2 separate regions of the Mus musculus genome follow, and region 2 is linked to region 1. A link is a loop called in an ENCODE intact Hi-C map of the cell type or tissue named here. Cell type or tissue: heart. All regions are shown on one strand. Each heading gives the region's core, and the rest is flanking DNA. Links, peaks and the distances in the headings are about the cores only.

What was found. A loop is a pair of places that touch in the nucleus more often than their neighbours do. Peaks named below come from ENCODE experiments on the same cell type or tissue, not always from the same donor. Only the 100,000 strongest peaks of a DNase experiment are listed, where the experiment ranks them.
Region 2: a loop joins it to region 1, with 6 times the contacts of the local background. A loop is called at or near these places in 22 of 42 quality-filtered maps.

Annotation. Positions count from the first base shown.
Region 1 is chr9:106,416,873-106,426,698 of GRCm38, reverse strand. It overlaps Gm33616 (a long non-coding RNA gene), which reads left to right and starts at 5,195. Exons shown (of 3, transcript XR_001779299.2): 1 at 5,195-5,413; 2 at 8,762-8,919. In heart, for the core only: a CTCF peak has its summit at 8,265 (motif pointing right); DNase peaks (open chromatin) are centred at 4,738 and 8,268; H3K4me3 peaks cover 1,323 bases; H3K27ac peaks cover 2,883 bases; H3K27me3 peaks cover 569 bases.
Region 2 is chr9:106,346,349-106,356,174 of GRCm38, reverse strand. It overlaps Poc1a (POC1 centriolar protein A), which reads right to left. Exons shown (of 11, transcript NM_027354.2): 11 at 6,284-6,493. The coding sequence ends at 6,395. Among named protein-coding and RNA genes, the nearest start is that of Dusp7, 17 kb to the left of the region's middle. RefSeq lists an enhancer at 1-2,071. In heart, for the core only: CTCF peaks have their summits at 4,891 (motif pointing left) and 6,921 (motif pointing left); DNase peaks (open chromatin) are centred at 1,174, 2,224, 4,744 and 6,924; H3K27ac peaks cover 5,502 bases.

The DNA of each region.
Region 1 (9,826 bases), core at 942-8,941:
TTTAATCCCAGCACTTGGGAGGCAGAGGCAGGTGGATTTCTGAGGTCAAGACCAGCCTGGTCTACAAAGTGAGTTCCAGGACAGCCAGGACTACACAGAGAAACCCTGTCTTGAAAAACCAAAATAAATAAATAAATAAATAAATAAATAAATAAATAAATTAAAAAAAGACTGGACAGGTTATGGTGGTAATATACTGTGTGGTAGCATGGTACATGTTTGTCTAATATGCAGGAGGCCCTAAAGTCAATCTCGGAGGCAGACAGAGAGGAAGAGGTCTAAATCAGGTAAGCGGTGGGTGCTTCCCAGGAACTCAGTTGGCCTCTGCCTCTCTGCCCAACAGTTCACATTCCATGTAGCAGTGAGGCCGGGGGTGGGGGAAGGAGTCCCTTTTATAGCTATTTAAAAATTTGTGTTTACGTATATGAGTGTTTTGCCTGCTCGTATGTTCGTACCAGTACTATGTGTATGCCTGGCTCCCAAGGAGACCAAAAGAAGATACTGGGTCCTCTGTGACTGGAGTTACAGATGGTCGTAGCTGCATGTGGATGCTGAGAATTGAACATGGGTCCTCTGCAAGAGCATTGAGTGCTCTTAGCTACCAAGCCATCTCTCCAACCAATCTAACTTTTAAAGTGTGTGTGTGTGTGTGTGTCTATACATAGGGACGTCAGAGGGTAATTTAGCCAGAGTCAGTTCTTTCCTCTGCACCATTGTGGATCTAGGTTTGAACTCAGTTTGTCAGGCATGGTGACCATCTCATGGCCCCATATATTTTGTACTTTTTCAATTTTACTTATTTTGAGATGAGACCTCATGTGTTCCAGGCTAGCCTCAAATTTTCTGTGTAGCTAAGAATGACCTTGAATTTCTCATCCTCCTGCCTCCACCTCCTAAGCGCTGAGATTTTAGGATGACCACCATCCCTGGTTTTATGCAGTACTGGGGAACGACATGAATACTATTTAGGCACCAGACTGACTGAATTAACATTCTTAGCCTCCAAGGCACAATCCTTTTAAACATTTGTACCAGACACTATTTCTTCTTACTAATTTTTTTTTTCTTTAAGCAGTTTCTTTAGGTAGTTCTGGATGCCTGGAACTCATTATGTAAAACAGGCTAGCTTCAAGTTCCCAAGAGAGCCACCTCTGTCTGCCTCCCCAGTGTTAGGATCAAAGGTAAATGCCATCACATCTGTCCCTCAACAGTTTTGTTTGCTTGTTTGCTTGGTTTGATTTACCAAAACAGGGTTTCTCTGTATAGCCCTGGCTGTCCTGGAACTCATCCTGTAGACCAGGGTGGCCTTAAACTCAGAGATCTGTCTGCCTCTGACTCTGAGTGCTGGGATTAAAGGTGTGCACCACCAAGTCCAGCCCCTTTGTTTGTTTGGCTGGTTGGTTTTGGTTTTTCGAGACAAGGTTTCTCTGTACAGCCCTGACTGTCCTGGAACTCACTTTGTAGACCAGGCTGGCCTCGAACTCAGAAATCCACCTGCCTCTGCCTCCCGAGGGCTGGGATTAAAGGCATGCGCCACCACGCCCGGCATTGTTTGTTGTTATTTTAATCAGTATATTTAAAGAGAAGCACCTAGGGGCTGGAGAGATGGCTCAGTGATTAAGAGCACTGATTGCTCTTCTAGAGGTCCTGAGTTCAATGCCCAGCAACCATCTGTAACAGGATCTAATGCCCTCTTCTGGTGTATCTGAAGACAGCTATGGTGTACTCATAAATAAGTAAATCTTAAAAAAAAAAAAAAAACCTATATCCTACTTCTAACAACCAACTTCTACTCTGGGGCCTACAGAAAGAAGCCCAGGGTGGTGACCAGCATCTCTTCGGCTTTAATTCTTCAAACAGAACATCAAGAACTCAGAAACAGCCAGCACAAACAGGAACCACTGTCACCAGAAATGGTGAGAATAGAGGTTGGAATGGAGAAATGAAAGGTTTTGGTGGAGTTTAACACAGGAATTGTGATGACTTTAAAGTGGCCAGGCTAAGATGGGCAGGTAAAGCCCTCGGCACAAGCCCAGCGACCTGAGTTCAAACCCCACATCCCGTGGTGAAAGGAGAGAACCAACACCTCCAAATTATCTTATCTTTCTTTCTTTCTTTCTTTCTTTCTTTCTTTCTTTCTTTCTTTCTTTCTTTCTTTCTTTCTTTCTTTCTTTCTTTTTTTCAAGACAGGGTTTCTCTGTGTAGCCCTGGCTGTCCTGGAACTCACTCTGTAGACCAAGCTGGCCTTGAACTCAGAAATCTGCCTGCCTCTGCCTCCCAAGTGCTGGTATTAAAGGCGTGCACCACCACTGCCCAGCTAAGAATAGTTTTCTTTCTAGCAACAGTACAACAGTTTATTCTTTTATTCTCTACTCCTGTATATCTTCTTCATAAGGGACATGTTACTGGGAACCCTTTTGTCATTCAACAAGTTACATCTTGTCACAATGTGTCCACATCTTTGTCATGAAAACTTTCTGTAACAGGTCTGGTGGGCTGGCTCAGCTGTTAAAGAGGGCACCTGCCGCTCTTGCAGAGACCCTGTTCCCAGCACCGACATTACAACCATCAGTAATTCCAGTTCCAGGGAATCCTATGACCTCTCTTGACTCCTGCAGGTACCAGACATGCACATGGCAATTCTGGAGTGCATGGTGTAGGTTAGTGGTAGAGCACTGGCTTAGAACATGCAGGGGCCGCAGAGTTCTATTCCCATTTATAATATATAAATACATCGGTAAATTGTTCTAAGATACCGAAGGAGCTTCAGGCACAGAGACAGCAATGAAGAATACTGCCCTTCCTCCAGGGCCTTCCATTCTCTCTGTGTCTTCTGTGGTTTCCTCTTTTGTTTATTTGTATTTTTTTAAAGATTTATTTATTATTATATCTAAGCACACTGTAGCTGTCTTCAGATGCACCAGAAAAGGGTGTCAGATCTCATTACGGATGGTTGTGAGCCACCATGTGGTTGCTGGGATTTGAACTCAGGACCTTCGGAAGAGCAGTCAGTGCTCTTAACCATCTCTCCAGCCCTCTTGTTTGTATTTTTGAGACAGGGTCTATGTAGCCCCATCTGGCTTTGAACTCAATATTTAGACTAGACTGACCTCAAACTCACAAGAGCTCTGCCTCTGCCTCCCAAGGGCTGAGATTTTAAAGAGCGCGCCATCTTGCTCAGCACTGCCTTTGAGGAAGTGGTTCTCGCCTTGACTCCAGCCTGCGTCAGGTCTTGTCCTTGACAAGAGCCTCTTGCCTTTCTCTGAACTATATAGTCTTCACGCTGAACTCAGCAGCGCAGGGGTCTGTTTGTCTCATCTTTGACGTAAGACAGAGAGGGATTAAAGCAAGGTGCAACAAGTCCAAGACAAACTCGGACTGAACAATCCTCCTCGTGCCGTCTTTCTAAACCATCCAGCCTTCTTTGGCCTTTTCAGATCCACACCTCAATCTAAGTGAGATTCAGAGGAGCCAGCTCAGCAAAGTAACATGTTAGCAGCATGTTTCATAGTACTGTGTGTATGTGGGGACCTGACATAAGGTTGAAGAATTAAATGCACACATTTTAAAAATGCAAGGTCTTTTTTTTGGTTGGGAGATTATTAATGACTGCTTCTATTTCTTTAGGGGATATAGGACTGTTTAGGTCATTAATCTGATCCTGATTTAACTTTGGTACCTGGTATCTGTCTAGAAATTTGTCCATTTCATCCAGGCTTTCCAGTTTTGTTGAGTACAGCCTTTTGTAGAAGGATCTGATGGTGTTTTGGATTTCTTCAGGATCTGTTGTTATGTCTCCCTTTTCATTCCTGATTTTGCTAATTAGGATGCTGTCCCTGTGCCCTCTAGTGAGTCTGGCTAAGGGTTTATCTATCTTGTTGATTTTCTCAAAGAACCAGCTCCTGGTTTGGTTGATTCTTTGAATAGTTCTTTTTGTTTCCTCTTGGTTGATTTCTCCCCTGAGTTTGCTTATTTTCCTGCCATCTACTCCTCTTGAGTGAATTTGCTTCCTTTTGTTCTAGAGCTTTTAGGTGTGCTGTCAAGTACCCCCAGAGCTTGTGTCTCTAGCTGCATATGTAGCAGAAGATGTCCTAGTCCGGCCATCATTGAGAAGAGAGGCCCCTTGGTCTTGCAAACTTTATATGCCCAAGTACAGGGGAAACACCAAGAAGTGGGAGTGGATGGATAGGGATGGGGGGGGGAGGGTATAGGGGGCTTTCAGGATAACATTTGAAATGTAAATGAAGTAAATACCTAATAAAAAATTGGGAAAAAATGCAAGGTCCTCTTTGACTGCATGAAGGATTCCAGGTCACCTTGGGGTAGGAGAGACCCTGACCCCACCCCACTCCCATTGTTTTCAAGCCACTGTCTGCTCACAGATATAGTGAGTGCCCTAATACAAGAGATATGCTAACAGTCATGAAGACTGGAGGCAAACAAAACAACAGGGAATGAAGGGTTAAAAAAATACAGCTCTTAAATTTACTTCCTGCCAAGGGTTTTCAAAGTCTCTCGGGGAAAGATGTGCTGTGTGAAACATTATCCCAGGTTCAGGCTCTGTTAGTTCCAGTAGAAGTGGGAGGTGTAGCCCAGTATATTGCTAGGTCCTAACAGACCACCTTTAGCTCCAAGTTGATTGCCCCTCTAGGACTAAGGTATTCCACGTGGGGAATGTGAGATTGTCCACAAGGGGGCAGTATGGGATCATAGACGAAGTTCAGCTGCAGCGGGCAAGCAGGCCAACTAATGGCAGCTCTGCTCCCTCCCTTGGGAAGATCCCACACCCATCCACCCAGCAGCCAGCAGATTCCCTTCTGACAGACAGATCTGCAGATACAGCCTGAGGACTTTAGGTTGGTTCCGATCACCCTGGACTAACGACTCCTATATCTTTCCCCGGAGAAGAAAAGGCCAATCCCTGGGCAGCGCTGGGCACAGCTCTGGGCCACTTTCAGGTTTCCCAAAGCCAAGTCTTCCAGTGGTTAAAGGGACAGACTTCAATACTTACGTTTAAATTCTGACTTCCACGGGCTAGAAGAGCATTTCCCCTCACTGAACCTCGGTTGGCAGCACCCAACACTGAATGAGCAGGAAGCTGTCCAGCACCCAGGCTAGAGGCTGAGGGTCGGCTCTAGATGTAGCACAGCGGCTGGGGTCAACCTGATGCCCTGGGCACCCACATCACGGCGGGGTAAACAGGGTCCTTCTGGAGAGCTTATGGTCTAGGTACACACTAGGATCCAGGGGTTTGTTTTCCTTGAGGCCATGCAAGAATACCAATGACATCCAGGTGACATAAAAGTCCCTGGCTTCTCTGACCAATGATTTACTTGGAATGTCAGGAGTCTGGAGTAGGGGTGGCTTTTCTGCTCCGACTCTCCTTGCAACCTTCAGCGGGCCCATAAAGGAGGTATGTGTTATGTGTGTCCGGGGGAGGGGGACAGGCTCCCACCAGCTCAAGTCAGGGCTGGGTTGTTGCTCTGGGAAGATGGGCTGGCAGGTGAGAACCAAGCTCGCTCAGAGTTAGAAACTGAGCAGAGGGGAGGGCGGGAGGGGAGGAATGGATGGATGAGGTGAGCTCAGCAAGACAGGGCAAATCCCCGAAGTGGCTCCCCTCTCCCACCTCCAGACACAAAAGGAGGGTAAGGCGACTCTTTTTTTTTTTTTAAAACAAAGAGTGTCAGGACAGGAAGACTGAAGCTCTGAAGCTGCAAGCTGAGAGGGACACCCCTCTCCTTTCCCTCCCCAGCAGCCTCCACTGACCCCAGCAATGCCGTTGCCTTGACAACCACAACCCCCTTCCAGTTCCCCTTTCTCCTGTAACCCCTTCTTGTCTGGATTCCCATCTCATCTTCTCCCCCCCTCCATCCACCTCCCTAGCCCAGGCTAAAGAGGGGCCCCCGGGGGGGGGGTAGGAGAGGGAGGACTCTGTTCACCAAGCAGCCCTGGGGTTAAAGCTTTGACTGCCTCCCTGGACCTCCCCTCCCTGGGGATCATCTGGAAGGCTCTTGGAAGGGGAGAGAGGGCAGGATGATGTGACCTTTCAAAGAATTCCTCTGAATGGATGATGGGACTATCAAGGCCCAAAGACTAAAAGCTTCAACTCTCTGAGCTCCAGCCCTCTTGCCTGAGGCTGTGACTCGGGAGCCTCCCTTGCCAAATTTAGGAAACCGATCCGAAGCAGGGGCCTGAAGATCAACAGCTCAGCAGCTAAGAGCACTGGCTGGTCTTCCAAATGTCCTGAGTTCAATTCCCAGCAACCACATGGTGGCTCACAACACAACCATCTGTAATGGGATCCTATGCCCTCTTCCGGTGTGTCTGAAGAAAGCAATAGCATATATTTTATATGTATATGTATATATACATATATATATATATATATATACACATACACACACACACACACATATATATATATGTGTGTGTGTATATATACATTTAAAAAAAAAACAGGCCTTATAGGTGGGGAAGATGAGACAGGGAAGGAGGTAGTTCTAGAGGCTGATTAGCGGGAGATCTGCAGGGATGCCCCTGAACTCCTCATGTGTCCCCTAAAAAAGGGGATGTGGCAGTGAGCGCTGGGACTCCCATCCCAGCACTGGGTAGGACACTCAACCAACTATCCAGGGAATGCTAAACCTTCCCACTTGCCTCAAGCTGGGGAAATTCTTGTGACACTGTAGGTACAAAGGGACCCTCAGGTGCCACCTGGCAGATTTGTAAGGCTTAAGTCCCAAACTCATGTCTGACTGGCAAAGCACTACTACCATCACCAAGTGGCTGGAGGCTGTGGAACAGGGCACCCAGAGTGGAGAGGTCGGGCAGAGAGGGAGCAGGAGATGGAGAAGAGGCCTGGGAGCCCCCTTGTGAAAAGGCAGGTCTGTGGAGTCAGACAGAGGGAGGAAGGCGTAGCAGGGTGGACAGAACAAAGGCCAGGTGCTCCCTACAGTCCTCCCAGCTGATCCAGACTTCTTCAATCCGTTACTGCATTTTTGAAACTCTAGAAAGCTGGCAGTGTGTGTGTGTGTGTGTGTGTGTGTGTGTGTGTGTGTGTGTGTGTTTCTCTGGGAAGCTTTGCATGGTTATGATCGGACCTTGCTACACTCACTGGGACTTTTTGATTATTCTATAATGCAATTAAGACTGAAGTTCAGGAAAGCGAACTGAACTTTTTCTCCCCCATCAAACTACTCCTGGACACTCTCCTGGGCTTGAACTCTAAGGACAGCTTGAGGAAGGAAGTTGATGCCTTCTCTGTAAATGGCAATCAGGTAGAGCGAGCCAAGGCAGCAGTGGCAGCTGGGAGATGTAGAGTCCTCTCATCCCCAAGATGTCCTCCCCCCCATTCCTGTCATTAGGAAATTCTATGCATTCTCATGCACTCTCACATTGCCAGCATCCTTCTCCAGTAGCAAATATCTGACCCCACTGTGGGGGCTTGTGGTGAGGTCTCAGGATCAACTCATTCCAAGCATCTTCAGGACCCTGACTCAGTGACTTGCTCACACGGGTGCTCTCTAACCCTGGTTAATCCCTGTCCCTTATGCTTGACAGTTACTTTGGCCTCTGCCTCTTGGTAACTCTTCAAGACCAGGAGCTGGCAGCCAGAGTCAGCGCCTTCTCATCCTTTCTGATAGTTCACCCAAAAGACAAAGGGTGACTTGAGCCCTACATGGTGTTATGTACCTGTAACTCCACTGTGCTCAGGAGATACGGAAAGACCAGAAGTCACAGAATCTAGGCTATCAGTACGTTTGATACAGACTGGGCAAAAGAGAAGAGAGAAAAGAAGGAGAGGGAGAAGAAAAAGGGAAGAAGAGGAGGAAGGAATGAAGGAAGGAAGGTGGGGGAATGGATGGGTGAATGGATGGATGGATGGATAGATAGATTGATGGAGCAGAAACCCAGACAAGGCAAAATATAGGCTCCTCTGCCCTACCCCCAGATCTCCCCTGATGGGAGGAGAGACTGCCAGTCCTCTTGATTTGGGATAAGGGTGTGGGCTGGGGTGGAGGCTGGAGGAGGACCGGTGGATTGGGCTGAAGGCCAGAGGCTGAGAGGTGGCAACAAAGGGCATATGGGGACCCCGGCACTCTTAGCAACGCACAGCAGCACTGGGAGCCAGCGCGAGAGAGGACTGTCTCACCGACTGCCTCCCGCCTGGCACCCAGCCCGCGCAGCACTGGTTTTAATCGGTCGCTTTCCGCAAGCAGCTCCTGGAGGCGCGGGGGCGGCTTCCCCTTGACTTGAATCTCCTGAAGGAGGCAGTATGGCTAAAAATAACTTGAATCGCTGCGGCTCCCACCCTGGCGCAGAGGAGGGGCCAGGGGGTGCGGGGGCGGCATTGTAGGGAATGTGGCAGCAGCCAGGAGGGGGTTCCCTGAAAGGAAGCCGAGAAGAGTGCGTGCTGGCAGGTGGGAAAGGGTGCAGTCTGCAGAAGGGAGCGGGGTCCCTTCTCATTTCCCTCTAGCCTCCAGGCCTACGCTTCGGGGGCTGGGCTTCTGGAATAGGGCTGGAGGCAGTTAGCTATCACCCCTGCTCATTTGTATTGGGGTGACAGGCCTGGCTGAGGTGTGGCATGGGGACTCTTTGCAACTGCATAGTCTGTTTGGACAAGAGCCCCCCCCCCACCCCCCCATGCACTCTGGCTTTTTGCCTGGAATGCAGGTCTACCAGGCATCAGGCAGAGGCCTGCATCTGGACTTAAGTTCCTTGTGTGAGACACTGAACCCCAGCATCCTTGTCTGAAAATTAGGTGCGACTATGAAACCAAGCGGCGGACTCCGTCCCCACTGTGCAAGCCATTGTCTCACCTGTCTATAGTGCGTCAGGCTCTTCTGCCAGTTGAAGGGGCTACCCTGTGACCACCCTTCAGAGCTGGAGTCCTCTGGAAAACGGCTGGGGAACCCACAGGTTTGTAGAGGGTAGACAGTGGTGTCTGAAGACTGGGACATGTGTGGTATAAGGTAGGCACAGAGACTCCACTACCTGCAATGATGTTATCAGAGCCATCCCCAGCTCCATATACCAGGGCCACTGGGACACATCAGGGAGAGGGAACACAGCTGGCCTGAAGGCAAGCCCCAAGGCAACTCAGCAAGAGGGCAACCTGGTAGTCACCTGGAAAGGGGGTGGGGCACTGAAGCACTCCAGGGTAGACTGGAATGAAGATGTTGAAGCAGGAGCAGGGAAATCAACATCCTAACTAGCCTCCATGGAGCACCCTTGGGTGCTCCCTAACGTCCCTGAGGGGATAGTACTGAGGTTTTCTGTCCTCCCTTCATGAGGACACTGAAGTCGTGAGGAGGACCTCACCTAACCTGATGGCCGGCTGGACATCTGAAGCCAGATCCTCCTGGCATCAGATCTCCTTTTACTCTCTCTTCCTGTTCTGAACTTTGGGCCAGCAGAATCTGATGTGTGTGGAGCACTGGAGGTGGAGCAATGGGCTCTGATGTGAGACATTCCCTGCATCTGTGCCTCCAACCCCCCTTGACCCCCTCCAGGACTCACCCTTGGCTGCCTTGAGTTTACAAGAGCCCGGTGGCATGGCTAGGACCTGTTGGTACACACCAGGGGCCAGGGGGCCAGGGAAAGGAAGAGAAAAAGTGTATCTACCTTCACGGGAACACTACCAGTGATAACTCTAAGAACAAGAACGCAGCCCAGCTCTGGGGACATTTTTAGCAGCTCTGTTCCTAAGCAGAAACTAAGAACTCCAGGAATAGCAGTGACAGAACTGAGAAATCAACTGCAGCTCCCCTAGCCGCAGGAGCGAAGCCGTGAATCCTAAACCTTTATTTATTTATTTATTTATTTA
Region 2 (9,826 bases), core at 924-8,923, 71 kb after region 1:
ATAGAAGCCCCCCCCCCTTCCAGTGACAGAGCCCTGTCTCAAGCCCTGTCCTTGCACCAGTCTGCACCTCACCTCACCTTGGCACTCACAGATAACACATGGAAAGGCCTGGCACATGGGGCTGTGTGGAGGCACCTGGGGTGGCCTGATGGTTGGAAGTCCCACTGGGAAGAGGCCATGCTGGTCTGTGGTGGGTGGTGGAGTCCAGTAAAAGATGTGTGACATTTGGGCAGTGACCTTCGAGGACTCGTGGAGGACAATGGAACCCCTCCTAGGAATACTGGCTAGCACTGGGGGGTGGGGGGCGGCACCAGTAATACAGGCCTGCCTCTTGGGTTCCTAACAACTCCCTGGGCTTGGGTCTTATTTCACTGCAGAGAAACGCAGCTCTCAGAACTGTTTGTGAATTGTCTCAGCCACCACCGACAAGTTGCTGTCACTGTGTGTGTGAAGGCCAAGGCTTGGGGGTGAGGTCCTGCATTTCTGGGTGCAGGAACCCTGGGGCTGAGCAATGGGGGCCCCCTTGGCCTGTCTTTGGGGGCTGAGCGGGAGTGGGGTGAGCTGTCTTAGGAGCTTTCTATTATTTGTTCTCTTTTTGCTGGACCCTTTGGCAGCCTGAGTGCTGTGCTGCCAGGGGCGGGCATGGAAGAAAGGTTGGCAAGGCCTTGGCTTGCTGCTGGGCTTTTCTGCTGATCTGCAGGAGGGGAACAGGTTCATGCTATCGGTGATGTTGGTGGTCTTCACCTGGCATTGCTGCCTGAGACTTCCACTCCCATCAGAGGGGGTCTATGGGACTTCGTCTCCTTCAGGTCAGAGGGGGGCTTTAGTCTGTTCGGTTCTCAGCAGGAGACCAGCCACTTCTCACAGGGCTGTGGACATCCTTGTGGGAGCTCATGACTGGCCTTGTTCTAGGTGCACCCCAACTATTTGGGGGAGATGTTTGCAACCCACACTCTAGGGGCAGCCTCAGAACAGAGGTCAGTCTCCCAGCTCCTGACAGAGACTTGTCCAATAGCAGTCACATTTACTGGGACAGAACGTACCTTGTTTCCAGAGAGCAGGCATAGGTGTGGGCGCATGTGAGCTGCTACCTGGAGGGGCAGGAGTGCTAACACACTGCTTTCCAGGATTCAGAGGGTTCCGAGGGACAAACTCTGCAGCAGTGTCATGGGACAAGATGCTGGATCCTGGGCAGGGCTGGTGAGAGGTCACCATGTGCAAGCCTTGAGCGCATGATCCCATCTCAGCCCTGAGCATGAACATCGAGCGTGGCTACCATCCCCTAGGGGGTAGCCCTGGAGATCAAGGGAATACACAGGCCTGGGCACTTAGGAAAGTCTCAGGTGTCCATCTGGAAGGTGGAGATGGATGAGGCACCGGTGTGTGTATTGCCATTGTGACACTGACCTGAAGGCCCAACCTCTGCCACAGAGCACCCACTGAACAGACTAAAGCCCCCCTTCCAGGAACTGTGTGCCTGAGAGAGAGAGAAGCAGAGGCTGAGAACAGGAAACAGTAGGAAAGCAGGCTTCTTCCCTTCCTCCCAGTGAACGGACTCCTCCAGGCAGTAGGAGTGGGAGGGGTAAGGGCTGGGGGTTCTTCCACAACTGACTCCAGGCCACCAGGTTGGTGGCCTCACCTAAGTGGGAACACCTCCCCTTGCTCTATAAACAGGATCTCTGGAGAGTGCTTCCACATGCAGAAAGGGCTGGCTCCCCATGCTTCCTAGCAGCTAGGCAGCAAGAACTCAGGGATGGTTCATGGCACAGTCATGAGCACCCCATCCTGGGCCAAAAGACAAGGTGAAGCTTTTAGAGGGACACTTCCTTAGTGTGGTGGAACTGAGGCCCCAGCGCTCACTGGGCCGTAGCTGGGGTGGGCTAGTCTACCAGCCAAAGGAACTAAGTCCTCTATCCATTCAGCAATGTTCGCAGGCAGTGGGATTATGCTCTGAGGTCAATGAGACTGCCACCAGCCTGACAGTGCTCCCTTAGCAAACACTGTGTCCCTCTTCAGCAGCCCAGGGTGGGGTGGGGCAGGTGGATTGGGGCTGCTTTGTGAGAAACTGCCCCTGTGCTTTGGGTCCCCCTCACATGGTCACACAACAGTTTGGGCTGGAGCCTTCAAGTGCCTGTCTTGAGCAAATCGTTAGGAAGATGAGGTTAATGACAGGGAGCTGGGATGAGGGTGAGGGTGACTCACCGTGTACTTGCTTGCTCAGCGGGCTGGGTTTCCGGGATTCTGGGTAATCACAAACATCCACCCCGAAGCCTGTGCTGGCCTCCCTGTGACAGAGGAGGTGGCAGCTTTGGAATTTTTACCTCTTCACACTCCCAACTTCCTTCTTACCCCTGGAGATGGCTCCCGGTGGCAGGAGCTCTTGGACTAGGAAAATGAAGGCCACCTAGAATTTGAGCCAGAAAGACCCTGGAACCAAGTCCCCTGTCCCCACTGACACGAAGAGCCAAGTGCCAGGAAAGAGACCTGGCTGTCAGGGAAAGACAGGCATATGTTGTCCACACTCAGTTCGGCGTGTTTTATGGAGGCCAAGAAATAGGAGAGGACTTTTCAAGACCACAGAGCCAGGGCCTGTGACATGGATGAGGAACAACATCTCAACTGAGCTGCTGCGCTGCCCCTGCCCCAGATGCCCACTACCAGGAAGAAATCCAAAGATTTCAGGACAGAAGGCAGGAAACAGAGAGAGAGAGAGAGAGAGAGAGAGTTCCTGTGGAGACTATGAAATGGCCACAGGCCTTTGGGGACCTTGGAACCCACCTGTTAGGTGCCCCTGGGGGCAGTACTCAAAGATGAGGACAGATGGGCTTGCCATGTGTGCTGGCTAGTCTGGGTCAACTTAGGGTCATTTGGGAATGGGGGAGCCTCAACTGAGACGATGGTTCTATCATATTGGCCTACCTACCTGTAGGCAAGTCTGGGGTGCATTTTCTTGACTAATGATTGATGTGGGAAGGCCCAGCCCCACTCTGGTGCCACCCCTCAGCTAGTGGTCTTGGTTTCTATAGAAACGCTGGTTGAGCCATGGAGAGTGGGGGCAGTGTTTCTCCATGGCCTGCCTCCTCTTCAGTTTCTGCTTCCAGGCTCCTGCTTGGGTTCCTGCCCTGACTTCCCGTAGGGATGGACTGAGATCCGGCCGTGTCAGTCAAGTCAGCCTTTTCTTCCCCCAAGTTGCTCTGGGTCAGGAGTGGAAGCAAACTAGGAAACCACGGACTGCGATCAGGCTTGGCAACTCCTTCCTGGCACGGCGCTTATCAAAGCCCACCTGGCCTGCCACCATTGCTTCTCTGACAAGAAGTGCGGGTCCAAGCCCTGGAACCTGGAGAAGCTGGCCGTGGCAACTTAGGGGGACAGAGGGATAAGGACAGAGCACACTGGGGGTGCGAGCTATGGTTTGCCTTTCTGGGAGCTCAGTCATTCAATCCAAGATTTGGAGCATTAGTCAGGGTTTCTATTCCTGTGCAAACATGACCAAAAGCAAGCTGGGGAGGAAAGGGTTTATTCAGCTTACACTTCCATACTGCTGTTCATCACCAAAGGAAGTCGGGACTGGAACTCAAGCAGGTCAGGAAGCTGATGCAGAGGCCATGGAGGGATATTACTTCCTGGCTTGCTTCCCCTGGCTTGCTCAGCTTGCTTGCTTTCTTATAGAACCCAAGACTACCAGGCCAGAGATGGTCCCACCCACCATGGGCCTTCCCACTCTTGATCACTAATTGAGAAAATGCCTTACAGCTGGATCTCATGGAGGCATTTCCTCAAGGGAGGCTCCTTTCTCTGTGATAACTCCAGCTGTGTCAAGTTGATACACAAAACCAGCCAGTACAAAGCCTCTGGCTAAACTTCCAGAGGGGATGCTTTTGTGCCTGGCAGCAGAAGGGAGGGGGGAGGGTCAGCGCGGCTATCAGTAGAGTTGATAGGATCATTTGGGGAGATAAATACTGCAAGCAAGGCCCCGTTATATGACCTCCAACCTTGCAGGGTCCCGGAAGTCCACCCAGGGCCCTGTGTTGGCCCTTTCAGGCAGCCTAGGGTTTCTTCACAAGGGTAGGAGATGGCAGAGTAGCTGGTCAGCGCAAGAGAACTCTAGAACCCCACCCCAAACAGGCAGGTTCTGAGTTGGGTCTCATGATTGGTAGGGGGAAAAAAATCCTTTTGGGAGATCTTGGTCCTAAATGAGCTTTAGCCCTTTGTAAATCTGCCCTGGGCGTGGAAGTTACGATCTCCGCACATTCCAAGAACGATGTGAGGAGGCTGGGACCCCTGAGGTCCCTCCCTGGCAGCTCTGCTGAGGGAGGTGTGTGAGCTGCAGAGGCTCCTCCTGAGGGTAGCCCTCTTACCTTCTCACAGCGTCGACAGAAGAGCTTCAGGAAGGGAAGGTTTATTTGGTTCACAGTTGTCACAGTAGGGGCAGCCCGGGCTTGCAGCAGCCGGTTACTACCAACCCCCAGCCAGGAGGCAGAGAAGGATGGGGGGATGCTCTGTTCCCACTCCCACTTGTGTTTTGAGACCGGGTCTCACTGTGAGACCAGGCCCAAACTCAGAGATCCGCCTGCCTCTGCCTACTGGGTGCTGGAATTAAAGGCGTATGCTCCCATGTGGGCCTAGCTACACTCTGCCTGCCTCCACCAAAAGAGCCCATGCTGGGTGGCGGAGGCAGCATGGGAGGGGATGACAAGGTTGGCCACACAAGCAGTGCCCTTTGGGCTGGCTGCCAGCTAAGGCTCATGGGATGGGGTGCTTGTCTCCCGAGGCAGCTTCCCTGCCAGAGGCCACTGGGCTCCTTACACCGCAGCTTCTCAGGGCATCCTGGGAGCCCCCGGGTCTTCCCCACCTGCTGTCCCTGACAATAGGCTCTGCCATCTAGTGGGACTGGATGGAGCAACAGGTTCCCTTGAGCTAGTAGTCTGCACTGGGCGGGACAGCACCTGGAGGAACAGGGTCATTACTTCAAAACTCTATCAATCAGAGCCTCAGATTGGTTAGACCACAGTATTAAGGGGTACAGCTTGGGGTGGGTAGGACCAAGGTCTGACCCTGGAATTCAGCTTTCCAAACCTAATGGAAGCTGGAGGAGGCAACCTCCCACACTACGGTTTATCAGAAATCAACACAGATTGGCCCTCTTGCCAGCCTGAAGTCTTAAGACATTCAGGCTCTGCTTCTCCTGGAAGCTGCAAGGGCTGGCTTTATTACCTACTGGTACTGACAGCTTCTGAGAAGTTCCAGCACTGAGACCCACCTTGGTGCCAGGCAGTAAGCTAGGCGGGTAAGGACCTCCCTGATTGGTTAAGCCCCAAGATGCTCAAGGCTGAAGGCACAAGCAACTCAGACATGGAACGCGCTCACTGTGGCTTTCCCAGTCCAGATGTGGAGGAAGAGGCCCCTGGAAGCCCTCATGAATGAATGGAAACAGAATGCCCGGGGTTTCCACATCCCTATGGAAGCCAGTTAAGAGGCTGTGGGTAGTACACAGGGCCTTTGGCTATCCTTGCAAACAAGGGTATCCTTGGTCTCTGAGCACTCCACTTCCTGCCACTGCTGTGACTCTCCCTTTAGGGACCTTGGGATGGGAGGGCTGAGTGGGTCTTACCCAGAACAAGCCATTCCTGCACAAGATCAGGCAAAGCAGTCTGCATTTTCAGATTCCTTTACTCTCATGCTATAGAAAGGAGGAAGCCATGGGTCTTGGTGAATATATGTGGTGACAGGAATTAAGGGCATTGCAAAGGCTCTACCTATCCCATCCAGCTTGTCCTGAACAAACCTAACCCGGGTGGGTCCCCTGGGGGGCTTTGGGCAGGGGGAGGGGTCAAATGGAAAGAAATTCTTGGCTCGTCTAAGGAAAGAGAAGTCAACTTAGAAACCAGTCGGGAGGCTGAAGGTGAGGTAAATGAAGACCTAGCAAGGGGAGAGAGAGAGAGGAGTGAGAAGAGAGAGAGGAGAGGGAGGGAGGGAGAGAGAGAAGAGAGAGAGAGGAGAGAGAGAAAGAAAGAGAGAGAAGAGAGAGGAGAGGGAGGGAGAGAGAGGAGAGAGGAGAGAGAGAGAGAGAGAGAGAAAGAGAGAGAGAGAGAGAGAGAGAGGAAAGACCACCATCTTAGGATTCTGAGTTTGTTAAACTGCATGTGGCCCTGCCTTCTGGGTCTCCAGTCTCCTTTTTGTGTGGCTCTGCCCACTGGGAGCGTCCCATTGTCAGATGGAGAGGCTCCAGGTACAGACAGCACTTGCAGGGGTGGGGAGGAGGGCACCCAATCCCAGACTGGGTAAGATGTGGCTCTCTCAGGTGGGATCCCTTTATTTATTTACTCAAGTCCCCATACAAATCCCTGGCCTGCTGTCCCCCCAATCACTGAGCTCCTGATCCTTGCTCCCCTCATCACGGTGGCGTTCTCTGCATGATTAGCTGCTGGTTCTCCAGGCACTGCTTCAGCCTGTCTTCTGTTAGTGTCAGTCGCTGTTCCAGAATGGACACTGTCTGCAAAAGAAAAGGTATCAGGCTCAGGATGGAAAGCCTGCCTCGCTGCCCTAGGAGTCAGTATAAGCCACTTCAGCCTGGTACCCAAATACCAGGTGCCTCGCTTCCCGCCAGTGGGCTATGCTTGGCCTTTCATGCCCTCTGCGCCCGTCTCTGGAGTTTGTGGGCAGCAAGAGAGAAGACAGAGGACAGATCTCATAGCCTCCAGTCGTTTCCCCAAGACAGCCATGGTCTAAGGAATCCTGAGCCCTAGTCTGGTACTCCTGCCCAGGACAGAGGCCTCCCTCCATGCTAAGGGCACTTCTTCGGAGGCTGGCAGGAAAAAGCTGGGAAGTCAGTCCTCACCTCACCAGCCCAAGCCCAGAGGGTGGGGGCTCTACTTGTGTGGGTCCTATGAGGAGAGAGTGAGACAGTGCCACCTGGGGGTGAGGACTAGGGTGATCACTGGCAAGTGACAATGCCTCATGGAACCACTTCCACACACCCAGGGTACCTAAGGCTATGTGTACTTCATGGACCAATATCAGTCTTGCAGACAGGGCTCCCACAAAAGCTGTGGAAATCTGTCTACCTCCCCTGGCTTTGGGCAGCTGTACACTTGGCAGAGAGCTGTCCCTCTGCGTCTCACCTACCCTACCAGGCTGAGCTGACCGGTCATCTAATTTCCATCACTGAGGGTTGCTGAGTGCCTACTGCACTCGTGAAGACACGGTCCCTGCACGGAGCGCAGCAAGCTTGGCTCCCACTGTCACTGGAGTGAAAGGCCAGGGAACGTTTCTCAACAGAGATCATCTCATTCCCTGAGGCTCCACGAGGGCTTGAGATTCATCCAGCAGAAAGGAGTTTTTCATATACTTAAGAAAACAGACATTTGGAGAAAGAGTTTCCCCTTCAATGCAGCAGCTATAAATTCTCACAGCATCCTGTGTGGATGTCAGCTGTCATAGAGGGTGCTCCATCTGATGGCTGGCCTCTTCTGCATGAGCTGGCCAGGGATGGGAGGACTCTGTACTCTAGATCATAGGACAGAACCTGAAAAATCACTGCCTGTAGAACAGGAACTGGACCCCCGAGGCAGAGCTAAGCTCAAAGAACTCCTCACATCTTCAAGTTGGCCAGCCAAGGACGGAGAAACGGAGGAACGGGTCTGCATCTCGTAAAAGCGGCAGTGGAAACAGCCCCTGGCTGGCCCAAGCAGCATTCCTGCGAGTTTCCATTGGCTGCTGTCAAACTCTCAAACTGCCAGAATCAGTCTCCTTCCAGACCCTTTCCGACAGACAGTCGGGACTCAAGGCCACAGTGGGGGAGCAGGACTGATGGCATTTCCTTTTCTGCCTTCTTTTTCTTTTTTCTTCCCCCTTTAAACTTTTAATAGGAACCCAATTTCCAAACGCAGAGACTGTGGATCTAAAAAACAAGATTTGCTGGGCCAATGGCAGTACTGGGGCCTCTCCTTGGTTCCATAGGAGGGAGGCCCATACTTTAGCCCAGCAGGGATGTGGTCCTTACATGTGTCCATATTAGATTAAATGGAATAATGGAGGGTGGCAGGCCCACTGGGGACACGTTTGCGTACAGTTCTGAAGGGGACTCCTTGCTTTGAAGCCTCACTGTATGTACGTCAGACCTCAAACTTGTGGCAATCCTCCTGCCTCAACCCTTGCAGTGCTGGGATGAGAGACAAGAACACCATGTCTGGCAAGGGATGCTTCATAGTGTGCCCCTCATACTTGCACTCCCCTCCCCACTACCATTCTCAGGCTTCCCTCCCTGCCAGGTCAGCTTGATGAGTCGAGACATCTTTGCATCTGGGCCACACTTTCTCTGTCTGCTCTGCCCGAGTCGGGTGGCAGTCACCACCAGGAATAACTAACTATACAGTTCCAGATACGTTGCTGGGCTTGGGCAGGAGGGGCTTTCTAGGTACCGGTGCATTAGATGCTCTCTGGCGTTCTTTGTTTGATAGTTTCCCCCTCAATGGATCCCATTCCAATAAAACACGTGCATTCATTTTCACTAAGAACAAGGGTTCCCATGACAGAACTGGGCCCTGGGAACCACGTCTTCACTTCCACTGCGGTATCTGTGTGAGACTGTAACCCACTTTAATTCGAATTGTGTATCTTTCCAGAAAAATTCTAGATTTTTTTCTTCTTCTTTTTCCTTTGTTTTGGGACAAGGTCTACTGTAGCCTAGACTGGCCTTGAACTCTATGAAGTTGAGTATGGCCTTGAACTTTTCCTGCCTCTTCTTCCTAGTGCTACCATCATGAGCTACCATCATGCCTGATTAATACCCAGTTAGGTGCTGGGCATCAAATTTAGGGCTTTGTGCACACTAGATATATGACTACCAACTCATCCCCAGTGCGTGATGCTGTTTTCTTCCCCAAAGGAGAGGATTTTCCCAGCAGTGGACAGGCCCACCAGGATCTCACACACACACTTAGCCTGGTGATATAACTAAGCAAGCCCCTGGCCGGGGTCTACACAGGTCACAGCACTGGAATGGTTGGGAGAGGCTGCTGCCACTTTGCCAGGACCCAGAGGAGGAAGGACAAAACATCTGGGGGATCATGGTGGACATCTGGGACTTCCTTGATAAGGACTAACCCTAGCCACTTCATATGGCCTTTTCATAGTGGGACTTTTACCTGTAGGAGCACATGTCTACACCAGTGTCAGGGACTCAGGGCTTGGTAAGCATGTATTGCATCAGTGTCCAGAGGACGCTGACTGACTGCGCAGTGCCTTTCAGGGGAGCCTGGTCACACAGACGGCTAGCTGCTCACCTCATTTCAACCCCATGGGAGTCTCCTGTCACTGAGGGTCTGATCTGTCTGAGCTGGGACACAAGGCCATCCCTGTCCCTCAGGATGTGAATGGGACCTTAATAAAAGTAAACCCATGGGGGCTGGAGAGATGACTCAGAGGTTAAAAGCACTGACTGCTCTTTCAGAGGGCATGAGTTCAATTCCTAGCAACCTATGTGGTGGCTCACAGCCATCTGTAATGGGATCCGATGCCCTTCCCTGGAGTGTCTGAAGACAGCTACCATGTACTCACATACATAAATCAATCTTTTTTTTTTTAAAGTACACCTGCAATATTGGTACACCACACTCCATAGCCTACCTGCCTTGACGTTCTTTAGTACAAAGGTGGATAAGACCTGGCCTTCCAGTCCCTCAGATGGAAGTGTGTCAGACCAAGTTGCAGGTGCCCGGGGGCAGAACATCTATCACAACTTCCAGCCCCAAGTTCTAAGCATGCACAGCCCAAAGAGAAGGTGGAGGCCTCCAGAGCTCCTGACTCCGCCAGCTGGCCGGCTGGC